2 separate regions of the Homo sapiens genome follow, and region 2 is linked to region 1. A link is an interaction called in ENCODE POLR2A ChIA-PET data of the cell type or tissue named here. Cell type or tissue: GM12878. All regions are shown on one strand.

What was found. Peaks named below come from ENCODE experiments on the same cell type or tissue, not always from the same donor. Only the 100,000 strongest peaks of a DNase experiment are listed, where the experiment ranks them.
Region 2: POLR2A ChIA-PET joins it to region 1 with 6 read pairs; 2 of 35 experiments call an interaction of 5 or more read pairs at or near these places.

The regions. Positions count from the first base shown.
Region 1 is chr15:64,879,459-64,887,458 of GRCh38, reverse strand. No RefSeq gene overlaps it. Among named protein-coding and RNA genes, the nearest start is that of ANKDD1A, 28 kb to the left of the region's middle. RefSeq lists an enhancer at 3,182-3,401. In GM12878, no CTCF peak of the experiment used is centred here; DNase peaks (open chromatin) are centred at 3,278 and 4,158; H3K27ac peaks cover 2,644 bases.
Region 2 is chr15:64,015,079-64,023,078 of GRCh38, reverse strand. All of the region lies in intron 2 of DAPK2 (death associated protein kinase 2), which reads left to right. Among named protein-coding and RNA genes, the nearest start is that of DAPK2, 27 kb to the left of the region's middle. In GM12878, no CTCF peak of the experiment used is centred here; a DNase peak (open chromatin) is centred at 3,065.

The DNA.
Region 1 (8,000 bases):
AGGCTGAGGCAGGGGAATCACTTGAACCCAGGAGGTAGAGGTTGCAGTGAGCTGAGATCACGCCACTGCACTCTAGCCTGGTGACAGAGCAAGACGCCATCTCAAAAAAAAAAAAAAAAAAGAAATAGTTATTTCTATTTACATGGCTTAGCCTACTGCGAAAAGCTATCCTTGAAGGATTATCAGTCACCTATACCTGAGTGTGAGGGAGTTTTTGATCCTTGTGACCTTGTACCACAAATATTTTCTCATTTACCATCTCATTTAGTGCCTGCCAACTAAGAGCAGATATCATTGTCCTCATTTTACAGCTGGGGAGACTGAAACTCAAGGAGGTATGGTGATGGGTTCTCAACCACACCTGTGGGCAGTCCCCTGGCCAGCATCCCAACCAACTCCGCTTTGGGTCAGCCACTCTGTCCTCAACACCAGCTTCTTTCTCATGGCCTTTCTCCCAGAGCACATCTCCATAGAAGGGAGGGGAGCCAGCAGGGGGACCCAAGGCCCCGGGAGAAGTGGCTGAAAGAGAGAAGAGAAACTATATGGACATTCGCCTGGAGTCCTGATTTCTTTTTTTTTTTTTTTTTTTTTTTGAGACGGAGTCTTGCTCTGTCACCCAGGCTGGAGTGCAGTGGTGCGATCTCGGCTCACTGCAAGCTCCGCCTCCTGGGTTCATGCCATTCTCCTGCCTCAGCCTCCCCAGTAGCGGGGACTACAGGTGCCCGCCACCACACCCGGCTAATTTTTTGTATTTTTTAGTAGAGATGGGGTTTCACTGTGTTAGCCAGGATGGTCTTGATCTCCTGACCTCGTGATCCGCCTGCCTCGGCCTCCCAAAGTGCTGGGATTACAGGCGTGAGCCACCGCGCCTGGCCTGGAGTCCTGATTTCAAACCATGAGTCCTTGTCGGGCTTCCAGATCTGCACACAGGAATGTAAGGGCCGCCCTTCATAAGAACAAGATAGCTGTCTTGTGTCCTCTCCCCCAGCCCTCTACCGCCAGCCTTTTTTCTGGCCAAAAGGCCCTTGGCCAGAATAGTCCTTTAACTATTCTTCTTACGACATTGTCTAATTATGATGATTAGACATAAGTATGAAGAAAAACATGCATTTTTTTTTTTTGAGACAAAGTCTCACTCTTGTCCCCCAGGCTAGAGTGCAATGGCACAATCTCAGCTCACTGCAACCTCCACCTCCAGGGTTCAAGCGATTCTCCTGTCTCAGCCTCCCCAGTAGCTGGGATTACAGGCACCTGCCACCATGCCCAGCTAATTTTTGTATTTTTAGTAGAGGCGGGGTTTCACCATGTTGGCCAGGCTGGTCTCAAACTCCTGACCTCGCGATCCACCCGCCTCGCCCTCCCAAAGTGCTGGGATTACAGTCGTGAGGCACCACGCCCGGCCAACATGCAGCTTTTAAGTTAAACAATGTATATGCCTTTTCTGGGGGAAGACTTTTCAACTGAGGAGCTGTGGGTTGCTCACTGTCCAGGGATGTCACAGAGTTGAATTTTATGCAATTAAGTGAAATAATCAGATCAGCACTCAACTTTCTGATGTGACTGGAAAATTGTCTTTAAAAAATCAAAATCTTTTTTTTTTTTTTTTTTTTTTGAGACAGAGCCTTGCTCTGTCACACCCAGGCTGGAGTCCAGTGGCGCAATCTTGGCTCACTGCAACCTCCACCTCCCCTGTTCAAGCAATTCTCCTGCCTCAGCCTCCCGAGTAGCCGGGACTACAGGCGCATGCACCACAATGCTCGGCTAATTTTTGTATTTTTAGTAGAAATGGGGTTTCACAATGTTGGCCAGGCTGGTCTCGAACTCCCGACCTCAGGTGATCCACCCGCCTCAGCCTCCCAAAGTGCTGGGATTACAGGCACGAGCCACTGTGCCCGGCTTTTTTTTGTTATTTTTTTGTTTTTGAGGCAGGGTCTCATGTCACCCAGCAGACTGGAGTGCAGTGGCACAATCATGGCCCACTGCAGCCTCAACCTCCTGGGCTCAAGGCAATCCTCTAACCCCAGTCCCCTGAGTAGCTGGGACTACAAGTGCATGCCACTATGCCTGGCTAATTTTTTATAATTTTTGGAGAGATGAGGTTTTGCCATGTTGCCCAGGCTGGTCTGAAACTCCTGGGCTAAAGTGATCCACCTGCTTTGGCCTCCCAAAGTGCTGGGATTATAGGAGTGAGCCACCGCACCCGGCCAAAATCCACATTTTTAAAATGTGGATATATCCTAAAATACTGCAGGGAAGACCTAGATCAGGGGTTCTTAACCTCTTTTGTGTGTGCCATGGCCTCCTTTGTCATCTGGTAAAAACTTGCAGACCCCTTCTCAGAATAATGTTCTGAAATGCACAAAATAAACTAGCATAGGCTTACAAAGAAAACCAGTTGTATTAAAATGTAGTCATCAAACAATTAAAAAAAATTTTTCGACATAGTACTAGATAGTGCTTCCTAATTAATGCCTGAAGATCAAGAGCTAATAATAGGTCCAATAACTGCTGTAATTTTGAAATAGTGATGAGTATAAACCATATTTTGAAATATCTTCAAAAACCGTTATATGATTTGAAAATATTTGTAATTGCTAGTGACATCATCACGAGTCCTGCTAATACTGCTGTGGTTTGTTGCCTACATTCATCGTTGAAGAGAATGCTAAAATTCAGGTAGAAATTAGTGAAAATAAAGATATATATTTTTTCTCTTCCAAATTTTTAGACTCCTTGAACTCTATCCTTTGATCTTTCGGGTTCCCTTAGATGCCAGATTAAGAACTCTTGTTCTAGTTCTATCTTATATTTTATAGCATGTATATGTAATTATATCCAACAATTACAACAAATACCACAATGCAAATGTATCCAGATTTTGTGGTTTTCAAAATCTGATTAAATTTACCAATAAATAAAGTGCCTGGCAGGTAGTAGGTCTCGATAAAGGGGTGTCTCTCTGCCCAGGGCCTGGGACTCCTGCTGTAGTTGCGCTGCTCATTCTTCTAGGGACGCCCACAGCCTGCTTGGCACTGGGCCAGGCCTTTCCCCACTGTTAGCAGCTTTTATGCCCCGATGCCACACTGCTGCCACTTGGCAGGTGAGAAATCACATTAGGTTTGGGGATATTTTGACTGCCCCTCAACCCTGGGAGGAGGGTGGCTTCATAGCCCAGCCTTGAAGAGCCCCAGGCTCTTTCCCCTAGGGCCCCAAGCTGCCTGCATCCCGGGAATCCCCTGGAAGCCCTTTGCGCCTGCTTCCCCTCTTGACTCATCTGAGGTCGGATGAGGAGCAGTCATGAGCCGCGTGACAAGGTCAGTGCTGACAGGCTCACAAGATGCCCTGAGCGCCTCCCAGGAGAGCTGGCAGGTCCTCAGAGCAGACAGGGCAGACAGATCCTAGAGGAGAAGTCCACTCCAGCCCCTCAGGCTTCAGAACAGGGCCGGAACAGAATTCAGGTTCTGGCTCCCAGAGCTCATCCTCCACCTCTCCCTGCTTCCAGGCTACCCTTTCCCCTGCCCAGATCCTCGATTCCCTGGGGAGTCCTGCTCCCCTCTAGCCAAGCTCTGCCATCCACCTCTTTCTTCAGAGCCTTTCCACCTCATCATCTGCCTTCTTATCAAAATCTGCCTGTTTTGTGTCCCATCAGCATCTGCTCCCAAGGCAACTCCCAGTTATCAGGGGTACATGCAATGTGGAGTAGAAAGACCTGTATTCAAGTGTGGGCTCTGATTGGCAGAGGAATTCCTCTGCCTCTCAGGGCCTCACTCAGTGTCCTCATCTATTCCATGGACACATTTAAATTGCTGCCCTAACTTTCATAGTTGTTATGAGGAGCAAACCCATTTTTCGCTGTGAAATCACTTTATAAACTGTAAAGCACTTTCATAGCTGTGATTTGGGACTCATGGCTGGCAAGTTGTTTGGCGTTTCACAATTATCAAGATCCCTCTGGGGAAATGATACAAAGGAATGGTTTTAGTGGTGGAGTTTCCAGCAGATAGGGAGATCCGTATAGCCAGAGGGCCCTGCCACATATTCCTACCTCCTCCCCTAAACCATGTCCCAAGACGTGGCCTTATAGGCAGTCTCGTCTTGAACATGCTGAGAGTTTGAAATGACCCCTCTGAACCTAACACAGGAAATTGACTGGGGAAGTGTTGGGGTTCATGCAGACTTGCTTCTGCTTTAGATGTGATTCACCCAGTTTGTCTTAGCCACAATTGTGGAGTCAGTCAAGAGAATGGTAGGAGGATGAAACATCTGTTTCTGAGGAAGAAAGCAAGCTAGGACAGGTAGATAGCCCACTGCAGGGGCAGAGCCTGTGGCTCACAGAGGGGCATTTTCGTTTTTTTTTTGTTTTTTTTTTTTGAGATAGGGTCTCACTCTGTCACCTAGGCTGGAGTGCAGTGGCATGATCTCGGCTCACTGCAACCTCTGCCTCCTGGGTTCAAGCAATTCTCATGCCTCAGCCTCCTGAGTAGCTGGGATCACAGTCACGTGCCACCACGCCCAGCTCATTTTTTTTGTACTTTTAGTAGAGACGGGGTTTCACCATGTTGGCCAGGCTGTTCTCCAACTCCTGACCTCAAGTGATCCACCCATCTTGGCCTCCCAAAGTGCTGGGATTACAGGTGTGAGCCACCGCGACTGGACATGGGAAGGCATTTTCAAACGCTTGCTTGGCTTGGGAGCCTGGAGTGTGACCTGCCAGAATCCTGCAGGGTTTAGCACCAGAAGGCTTGGATTCCATACCGCGCTCTGCCACACCCAAACTGTGTGCCCATGGGAGGTCACTGGCTGTCTGTGGGCCTAGGTTTTCTGTCTGTTACAGCTCTGCAGTAATTCCCAACTCAACAGGGTCTTATGAGGATTCATGGGCTCACAAGACACAGAAATGCCTACATTTATGTTGGGGAGTAAAGTGCCCAGCTGTGGCACTGCCACCCAGCCCAGCACATATCTAGGTTTCCGGAGTGTCTGTCTCCCCACTGGGCTGACTCTTGCAGAAGAGAGTCACATGCTGAGACCTGTGGGTGTTCACTCTGCACAGTGGCTAAACGAAGGGAGGGAGGGCAGTGTACCCGCAATCATCATTCCAGAGCTCATGCTGTGTCAGGGCCAGATGCCTGGTAAGTTCCCTTTCTGCCTGTGAGGCTGTGATAGTGTGTCTATGTTTGTGATGTTTTCAGATATTTCACTTAGTTTTCCCCTGTGGGGGTCACAGAATATTCCAGCCCTGGCCAGCCGTTGCCCCAGTGTCTGGGAGTGTTTCATCAGTGTCCTTTGCCCTTCTTTGGTGCCAGTCAGTTTGGTTCAAATCCCAGCTCTGAAATGCACTAGCTATAACCTTGGGCAAGTCACTCAACCACTCTAGTTAGATATACGTTCAGCTTGACATGAACATGTCAAATTGTTTTCTAAAGTAGTTGTGCCAATTTTTACTCCCAAAAACTGAGCAAAAGAGAGCTCATGGTCCATATCCTTTGTCCCCTTTGTACTGTCAAAGTGTTTAACTTTTTTTTTTTTGAGACAGATTTTTGCTCTTCTCACCCAGGCTGGAGTGCAATGGCACGATCTCAGCCTACTGCAACCTCTCCCTCCCGGGTTCAAGCTATTCTCCTGCCTCAGCCTCCTGAGTAGCTGGGATTACAGGTGCACACCACCATGCCCGGCTAATTTTTGTATTTTTAGTAAAGACAGGGTTTCACCATGTTGGCCAGGCTGGTCTCAAACTCCTGACCTCAGGTGACCCACCTGCCTCGGCCTCCCAAAGTGCTGGGATTACAGGCGTGAGCCACTGCACCCATCCCAAAGTGTTTAACTTTTGCCAACCAATGGATGTAAAATGATATTCACTATGGGGCTTATCTGCATTTCTCTGAATGTTAAGGAAGTTAAACATGTCTTCATGTTTATTAGCCAGACATGTTTTCTCTTCAGTGAAATGCCTATTCATATCTTTTGTTAATTTTCCTATTATAATTTTTAGCTTTTTGTTAATTGATTTGTAAAGAGTTTGCTCTGTCACGTAGGCAGGAGTACAGTGGTGAGATCATAGCTCACTGTAGCCTCGAACTCTCAGACTCAAGTGATCCTCCTGCCTTACCTTTTCGAGTAGCTAGGACTGCAGGCTCAAACCACCATGCCTGGGTTTGGGGGCTTTTTTTTTTTTTTTTGACACAGGGACTCGCTCTGTCACCCAGGCTGGAGTACGATGGCACAATCATGGCTGAGTGCAGCCTCGACTTTCCGGGCTCAAGTGATCCTCCCTCAGCCTCCCGAGTAGCTGGAACCACAAGCACGTGCCATCACGCCCAGCTAATTTTTGTATTTCTTGTAGAGATGACGTTTTGCTGTGTTACCCAGGCTGGTCTTGAATTCCTGGCTTCAAATGATCCTCCCACTTTGGCCTCCCAAAGTTCTGGGATTACAGGTATAGGCCACTGTGCCTGGCCTAAAGGTTTTAACTTTAACTTTTTGAGTTATTGATCCATCTAGAGTTGATTTTTTGTGGATAGTGTGAGGTAAAGATTTCTTTTTTCTTTTTCGAACGGGTAACCAAATTTCTAACTCTATTTATTGAATAGTCTAGGGCCACTTTTTAAAAATTTTCTGGAGCCAATCTTAACTGGGTCTTGAGGGGACAGGAGGAGGGTCTAGCTGAAATTTGACTGACACAGAATTCCCTATTAGACTGACCAAGGACTACCTGGGTCACATTCAATGAGTCTAGAGACAAAAGTAGTTCCCACCTGCCTCCGAGCTCAGCACTATTTTTATTTATTTATTTGTTTATTTATTTATTTTTTGAGACGGAGTCTCGCTCTGTTGCCCAGGCTGGAGTGCAGTGGCACGATCTCGGCTCACTGCAAGCTCCGCCTCCCAGGTTCACGCCATTCTCCTGCCTCAGCCTCCCAAGTAGCTGGGACTACAGGTACCCATCACCACGCCCGGCTAATTTTTTGTATTTTTAGTAGAGATGGGGTTTCACCATGTTAGCCAGGATGGTCTTGATCTTCTGACCTCATGATCTGCCTGCCTCGGCCTCCCAAAGTGCTGGGATTACAGGCGTGAGCCACCGCGCCCGGCCTATTTATTTGTTTATTTGAGACGGAGTTTCGCTCTTGTTGCCTAGGCTGGAGTGCAATGGCGCGATCTTGGCTCACTATAACCTCTGCCTCCCGGGTTCAAGTGATTCTCCTGCCTCAGCCTCCCAAGTAGCTGGATTACAGGCATGAGCCACCGCGCCTGGCCTGACTATTTTATTAATAGATGTAACTTATGTGTATGGCAAATAATAATAATTCAGATAGTACTGAAAAGTATCCAATTGTTGGTTGGGCGAAGTCACTCACACCTGTAATCTCTGCACTTTGGGAGGCCAAGGTGGGTAGATCGCTTGAGCTCAAGAGTTTAAGACCAGCCTGGGCAACTTTTATAGAGACTCCATCTCTACAAAAAATACAATAAATTAGATGAATGTGGTGGCATTTGCCTATTGTCCCAGCTACTCAGGAGGCTAAGGTGGGAGGATCGATTGAGCCTGGGAAGTGGAGGCTGCAGTGAGCAGTGATGGTGCACTGCACTCCAGCCTGGGCAACAGATACCTTTTCTCAAAGAAAAAAGAAAAGAAGAAAGAAAAGTATCCAATTAAAAATTAAATTATCCTACCTCCAGAACCACTACCCAGAAGTAACTATGTTAATAGTGAATGATTTTTATATCCATGTAGTGTAGGAAACTAAAAAAAAAAAAAAAAAAAAAAAAAAAGTGAATAATTTTTCACTGCTGTGAATCCTCTCCCTGACTGTAAATAACACACTCATGCTCTATTTTTTTATTTAGCATTTCTAGAGTAACTCTAGTTATTCTCTGCTGGAAAAGTTTGTTTCCTTTCATCTACCCCATCTCTCCTCCCTCCTCACCTTATTCCCAATACTCGGTCTTTTAAAAAATAATGTTAGGCCAGGCACAGTGGCTCACGCCTATAATCCCAG
Region 2 (8,000 bases), 860 kb after region 1:
TAAGTTAAGATGGCAGCAACTAAAAGAGAAGGTAAAGAGATGGTGAGGATTGTATACTGGTACCTACAGTGAGTCTCCTAGCACTTTTGCCAGAAAATTTCTGGCAGAGATACCCTAAGGGAGTTTGGAAAGAGTCATTTCTCATCATGCTATCTTAGAATTTAGACTGGAAGGGCCCCAAGATATCATCTGTCTAACCCCCTTTGAGGGACTGTGCGCTCTTTTAGGGCTTGAGCTAGAATACACACACACAAGTATTCTTCACTTGGTCTCACTCTGTCACCCAGGCTGGAGTGCAGTGATGTGATCTTGGCTCACTGCAACCTCTGCCTCCTGGGCGCAAGAGATCTTCCCCCTTCAGCCTCCTGAGTAGCTGGAACTATAGATGCACATGACCACACCCAGCTAATTTTTTGTTATTTTTTTGTAGAGACGGCATCTCACCATATTGCCTAGGCTGGTCTTAACCTTCCGGGCTCGAGTGTTCACCCGCCTCAGTCTCCCAAAGTGCTGAGATTACAGGTTTGAGCCACCATGCCCATGGGATTGTGAACTCTTTAGGATCATTTAAACATTTTAAGTGGTCAGTTCTTTACGGAAGTAGTCACCATGCACAAGGGAACTTGTCTATTGGGTGAAGTGAAGAATACTTGTATGTATCCTAGCTCAAGCCTTAATTCCGGCTAATGCTCTCTTTAGGAAGCTCTTCTCAGAAAAAAGTCTAGGAAACCTTTGCCTAATGCTTTGAAGAAAATGACTGTTAACAGAGAAAATAACCTAAACTATTTAAATGTTAATAATTGCAGGTGCTCTTTTAGTAATAACAGTGTTGTACATTTCCTTTTGTCTCTGTGAGATCACCCAGTAGCCACTACCTGTAGCATTGCCAAGATTAGCTCCCTTGTTGATACTAACCAGCATTTGGATGGTTACCCTAGGAAAATTGTACTCTATGCCTGTGGTTTGTGTTTCTAATATGTTTCCCTTCCCTTTTTGTTACCCTGCTTTCCTCTTTGCAAGGTAAGTGCTTCCAGACCAACGTCTAGGCCATCTCCACCCTATCCAGTGTCTGATACAGAGTCAGGAAAGTGGCTGGCAGATTAAACTGAGTGATGTGACCAACTTAGTCTCATTGCTTTGCCCACTCTGCTGTCCAAACTTACCTCCCAATACTTCCAAGCTTTCTCCTCTCTAGCTGCTTAGTCCAAGCCTTTTTATAAGATGTTCTTTTCCTCCTTCCTGTCTCTTCTTGTCTTCCACTTAACTAATTGTACTTAGCTCTCAAGTCCAGTGAAAATACTTCCTCTCCCTCTGGGGCCTTCCCATGGGTTCTTCCTTCCAGCCCCATCTATCCCTCCAGCTTTGAGCATCCATAGCCCTTAGTATCTGTGCCTCTTACACAATTACTCCAAAGTAGAAGGTTCTCTGGGGATTCATTCTGTATTTCAAGCCAGATTGTGAGCCCATTGAAGACGGGGCCACATTTTATCCTTCTTTGTGTCCCTTCCACCTCTAGCATATGGCTGGATCCACAGTAGGCACTCAACGAGCACAGGGGCTGGTAAAGCCATCAGCTGTGCTTAGCCAGCTTTGAGGCCCCAAGGGCGCTGAGCTTGTGTTTACAAGCCCAGGAGAAGGTAGAAATTCAGCAGCAACAATTTCATCAAGGCCCTGTTCACATGAGCTTCTTTGTTTTCTTGTCTGGAGGGGGTGGGGCAGGGGAACAGACCAAGTGTGCAGAGCTGCTTGACATCCCAGCAACTGTACGGAATGCTCACTCGCGCTCCCTTTCATGTGCCAGAGTCGTCCCACATCGCAGTATCATCCTGTGCTGACGTGAGCCTGGGGGCCGCTGTCCTGTTCCTCCCGAAAGTGACTGAGACTGAACCCCACTGAAGTGCCTACTTCCAGGAGAAGATGCCAGGGCTTCCCCTTGTGGGTAGGGTCTGATCTCTACTGAGGGGAAAGATGAAGGGAAATTCTGTTGCCATAGATGTTCTAGATCAGGGTTGTGGCTTTCTTTAAGGCTAATGATAAGAGGGGTAGAAAGACTCATCTGTGGCATCTGGCCCATCGCCACGGACTTGGAGTAAAGAACTTGCTTCATATCCCACTTTGGCTACCAATACGTTAATGCACCTGGGCAAGGCACTTTCTGTCTCTGGGTCACAAGGCATTTTGGTGGCAGAAGTGAGACCTGAATGTGGGTCTTTGCACTCCAGGTCCTTTGCCCTTTCCATTACTCCATAGAAACACTGTAGGCATTTGGTATCACACCAAGTTACCTATCCTTTCCCTTTTGATTTATTCCTTCTAGTACCTGAGGTGCTTTTGGGAACAGGGACTTTCTTTAGAGGCCTGCTGTCAAGGGGCTACCCTGACGTCATTCCATGATTCTCCTACATTTCCTTTCTATAAATATTTTTCTTTAAGCCTAGATTTCTTTTCGCTATCAAATGGGTGTGTCTCTTTTGTCAACTATAAATCCTTCCCAGAGGAGATGGGCAAAGTAGTGCTGCTTTGGTGAAGCAAGCGATACCTTTCCATAGCTGGTGCTTAATAAAAATATGTGATATGAATGAATAAATGACAGCAAGAGGCAAGAGAATTGATGATGCCATGGTATCACCTTAATCATTACTGCAAGAGAACATGCCACTCTTGGGGAAGACCCCTGTGAAATTGACCATTTCAGAGCAAGTGCCCAGTTTCCAGTCCTGATGAAATGGGTTCTATCCCCCACTGCCTTCTCAGCTGTTTCTTCATGTTGATGCATTCAACAAGGTAGTGCAATAAGAGTGTGCTGGCGTGGGAGAGAAAGGGGTCCTGGCTTTGGCTCTGGAGCTGCCTGTGCTTAGGCAAGTCCTCAGTTTCCTTTCCCCCATCTCTAGCATATAAGTGCCTTCTGGCACTTAGTGTCCTGCAACTTCATGATTATGTGAAGTGTTCTTACTGGGCCATGGGCTGTCTACTCAGCTGGGGCAGGAATCACTCATCTAGAGCCATGGCTTATGGCACAGTAAAGCCTGCGGGTGCCACTGAGACTGCTTCTGCTGAGATTAGACACAGTGGTTTGGCACCAAGTCTGTGACCAGTGCCTGTTTTTAGCAACATGGCTAGTAAATATTGACTCTGTGGCATGAAAATGGAAAGCAGAGATGACTATGTCAACTCACTCAGAGGATAGAAGTTCACCAACCTCTGATAAGATGTAGTTATACAACGCATAGGTGTGTCACTAATAAATAAGTTGTTTGGGGGCAGGGAGAATGGAAAACAAGACAAGGAAGCATTCCATGGGCAATTAACAGCTGCTTTCCTGTCTGCACTGTCTGGCTGGCTTATTCATTTGTTCGCTTTAAAATGAATGGATACTTACATACACACTGGCATGTAGGAAAAAAAGGCTAGAAAGAAATACACCGAAGCATTCACTGTGGCATTCTCTAGAAACAGTGAAATTGCCACAGATTTGTACTTTCATATACTTTTTCTGTTTTCCTCATGGTCTACAATGAGCACATATTACTTTTATAATCTGAAAAGGACAATGTATTAGACATAAGATAATTCTTTCTGAAGAGTCTGAAGGAACTTTCAGAATCATGCAAGTACCTTAGACCTTTGTGTTTTGCCTACTGGACACTGGGTAGTACCGTAGTTATCAAAAGAGAAAAGTCCATGTAAGAGAAGCTACTCTTCCGAATAAATCCTGATCTAAGTGTGTTCACTGATTTATATCCATAAAAGCAGATGTGGTGGGAAAATATTGCAATCATATAAGATTTCAGAATTTTTTTCTGTGTAAACAGACACTTAACTGCTTTGAGTGCATTCTGTAATTCACAGCAGCTAGCTCCGCTTGGCCCAGAGGTGGGCAGGTCTGAGACAGGGCACTCTGGTAAATGGTTGCTTGTGACCTGAAGGTGGGAGCAATCAGTTCTGGAGGATTGACTAGACTTCAGGATTTGGAATGTTGGGGTGGGGATGGGGGTGAGAATGGCGTTATAATAATAATTACCACTGGTTAAGCACCAACCATACACCAGGCACCATCCACATATTGTTATAACCTTACAAAGCCTTATTGGACAGGCATTAGCCACCTTTTAGGGAGGAGGAAACCAAGGCCAGGAGAAGTCACTTCTCTAAATCCTCAGAGGCAGTCAGCAGCAGGCCCTGGACTCAAACCTGGCCTCAAAGCATTTGCTCTTTCTACCATGCTAGGGTGTCTCTCAGAGGGTTCAGAGTTTTGCAACAGAAAACAGAAACTGCTAAAGGGAGCCTGAGCTAACAAATAAGGTACATGCGTCTCCATCCAGGACTGAGGACCTTTGGAGTAAGAGGCAGCCCCAGGTGTAAAAGCTGGGCGAGTAGCTACAGGTAGGATCCTGGCCTTGTTAGCCCTGAATCCAGGACTGGGTGTGTCTGCCTTCCTCAGCCTGGTGCAACCTAGAGGGGCCAGGTGGCCTGGGTTGTGGGACCCAGAGAACCACGGGACAGGTGGCCATTTCCAGTCTGGGAGGGACTTTCATCTGCTGGCTGCCTATGTGATGGGGGAGGCCATTTGTTGCGGGGCAGGGAGTTGGAGTGTGGGGTTGTGGCATCCAGGCCTGTGGGTGAAGAGGAGTTGGTCTCTCACCTTCTTCGTACCTGGTTGATTAAAACAACCAGTAAAAGAGTCTTAAGGCTGTTTAGCTTTTTCGCTGGGTTAGTAGAGCTAATTTCTGAGTCTGAGGCAGCAGTTGCTTCCTTGGGCTCACAGGTCCTGTCCTCACAGCCCTTGGGACTGGCCAAGTGCTGATTTCTTCCACCTCCACTGGAGATCTGTCTACCTGCAAACCGTCATTTGAGAATGCTTGTCTGCCCGCCTCACCAGGGAACCAGGGGCCTGCTCTCTGAGAATGAATGCCTCAGAGTTGGGTTTCATCAAAGTTGGATTTCACTTAATTTCTTAAGAGAAAGGATGTATGTTTTGGGGGAGAGGCCAAATTGTGGTGTGTGGTGTTTTTAAAAAATGACTTTTTTGGGCCAGGCAGCTGAGTTGATTGAAGCCCAGCAGTACCCATTATAGAAATGGCTCATCTTGTGGTTCTCTAGAGTCGTGCCTTGAATATTTTTGGTCTCCTGGCAAAGGCATATAGGATTTTGCAATTTTATGGAGCAGGTTTCAAAGTTACAGGAATTGCAAGGAGCAGTGGTGTTTGTCCTCTCCTCCTTCTCCGGGAGTCTGTATTCCTCTGAGGCTCAGGCCAGTGTGGCTGCTTTTCAACACAATGGGAATCATTGTAATAATCACCTGAATTTGTACAGAACTGTACAGTTGACAAAGCACATTGCCATGCATTGTCTGTTTCAATGCTCATGGCTACATTTCTAGTTAGGCAGGGATAATTGACTATTTTTTACAAAAGAGAAAACCGAGGCTTGGAGATGTTAAGTGGCCTGGAGACACAGCTAGGAAGAGGCAGCATCATAGTTGAGTCAAGGCTTTCTGACTCCAGACCAGCGAAAGCAGGGAGGTTTGCACCTGTTAAGGTGTGGACCTGCCCGTGTCCTGGAATGCGGCTCTCTAGGCACAGGGAGATGCAAGCACCTTGAGACCTGACTGTGACTGTCCTAGGCCCAGCAGAGCCACCTCGGTGGAGGGTTGGACAGCCTTTGAGGTGCAGGTGGGGCTTCGTGTGGTGCTTTGCTCTCTTCCTATGCCTTCCTTGGCTGTTGTCTATTTGGTCTTTACAACTGCCCTGTGAGGCAGCAGGGTAGATAGACACTATTAGCTGCATTTTATAGATGAGGGAACTGATGTTTCAAGAGGTTAGGTGACTCACTCAACATCATGTATTCATTAGTCACAAAACAAATATGTATTAGGTGCCTACTGAAGGTACCTAGGGGACTGAGGTCACAGCCAGTGTCTGGAGAAGAAGAGACTTGAAGGCAAGTAAGAAAAGGGAACACAGTAGGTCCCTAGAACTCCCTGCTGAGTGAGAGCCCCCAAGGACAGCCCCAACATTGTGGATCTCTTTGTATCCACAACAGCAATGAGAACAAGTTGGGCTTAGGCCAGTGTTCTAGAAAAACTTTGTCATGATGTAAATAATGGTGATGAAAATTCCTGCCATTTATTGTGCTCCTGTTGTATGCAGGCCATATGCTGGGCATTTTACATGTCCGTCCTTCCTTCCTTCCTTCCTTCCTTCCTTCCTTCCTTCCTTCCTTCCTTCCTTCCTTCCTTCCCTCCTTCCTTCCTTCCCCTTCCCCTTCCCCTTCCCTTCTTTCTTTCCTCCTTTCTTTCTTCTCTGCCACCCAGACTAGAACTCAGTAGCATAGTCATGGCTCATTGTGGCCTTGACCTCCTGGGCTCAAGCGATCTTCCCACTTCAGCCTCTGAAGCGGCTAGGACTACAAGCATGAGCAAACATGCCCGGCTAATTTATAAATATTTTGTAGAGACAGGGTCTTGCTACTTGCCTAGGCTGGTCTTGAACTCCTGGCCTGAATCAGTCCTCCTACTTCAGCCTTCCAAAGTGTTTGGATTAGAGGCTTGAGACATTGCACCCAGCCTATGCTATTTCTAACTGTCACAATAACCTTGCAAGGCAGCGATTATTTACCCCACTTTACAGATGAGAACACTGAGGCTCACTGAGGGCAAATCACTCATATCCCAAGTCACCCTGGGATTAAAATCCATGTCTCTTTGGCTCCAAAGCCAGAACAATTTCCACTGAACTACACTGCCTCTCTGTGATAATGGACTCTAAGAAACTTGCTGGAGAAGGATAGTGCCAGTTACTTTGGGAAACTCATGGATAAGGGGGGTCAGGTGTGGAAGGTGCTGGAGAGGTGGACAGGACCATGGCTGTGGGCAGAGAATCTGTAAGAGGCCGTGTGTCCTGCTGGTGGCGGCAGTACCTGAGAGAGAGGAGGACTTTCCTGCTTATGGCCATGCTGACCTGCAGTCCCCTGGAGCCAGCCCTCCCTGCGCTGCGTGGGCCCTGAAGAGCAGAGGCTGCTTTGTCCTCTCGGATGCTTTCCTGAAGAACCCAAGCCTTCCTCCCTATGCCCCCTTTCCCTGCTGTGTTAGTTTGCTGGGGCCTCCATAACAAATGGCCACAAACTGGGTGGCTTCAAACAACATAAATTTATTCTCTCCCAGTTGTAGAGGTCGGAAGTCCAAAATCAAGGTGTCAGCAGGGTTGATTCCTTGGGGAGGCTCTGAGACAGAATCAGTTCCATACCTGTCTCCTAGCGTCTGGTGGCTGCTGGTGATCCTTTGTGTTCTTGGCTTGTAGACACATCACTCCAATCTCTGCCTCCATCTTCATGTTGCTTTCTCCCTGTGTGTCTCTGTGAGTTCTCTTCTGTCTAATCTCTGCCTGCCTCACTCTTATGGCATCTGTCATTGGATTTGGGGCCCACTCAGGTAATCCAGAATGATCTCATCTTAAGATCCATAAATTAATTACATCTGCAAAGGCCCTTTTTCCAAATGAGGTCATGGTCACATGTGCCAGGGGTTAGAATATGGAAATATATTTTAGGGAGCCACTATTCAACCCACTATGACTGCCCACCCCTGTTTCTTCTTGGAGTTGCATGAGAACTTTGGGGGTCAATCCACTCACTGCAGGCTGGGCACTGAGCTGACAGCAGCTGCCTCTACTCTGCCTATAGCAGTGCCCTGAGTGTTGTGGTCAAGTGGTCTCGATCCTTTAGACCTTTAGGCAATGGGAAGACCTTATATAAAGAGCTCACAGAGCAGCTCTGGGATTAGCTACTTTTGAACGTCAGAGTGGTAATTCCCACCTCGAACATGCTGTCGTTGTCCTGTGTGGCATAAGCAAGAGAGAGGCTGTCCTTGGCATGGCAGGGCCCTGTGGGTCAGCCAGGCTGTTTGTTCTCCTGCCAGACTGCAGCTGGCACAGACTCCTGACCACACGGTACCCTTTCCTGCTGCCTTACATTTACTTAACACTGCAGAATCTGTTCTTCTC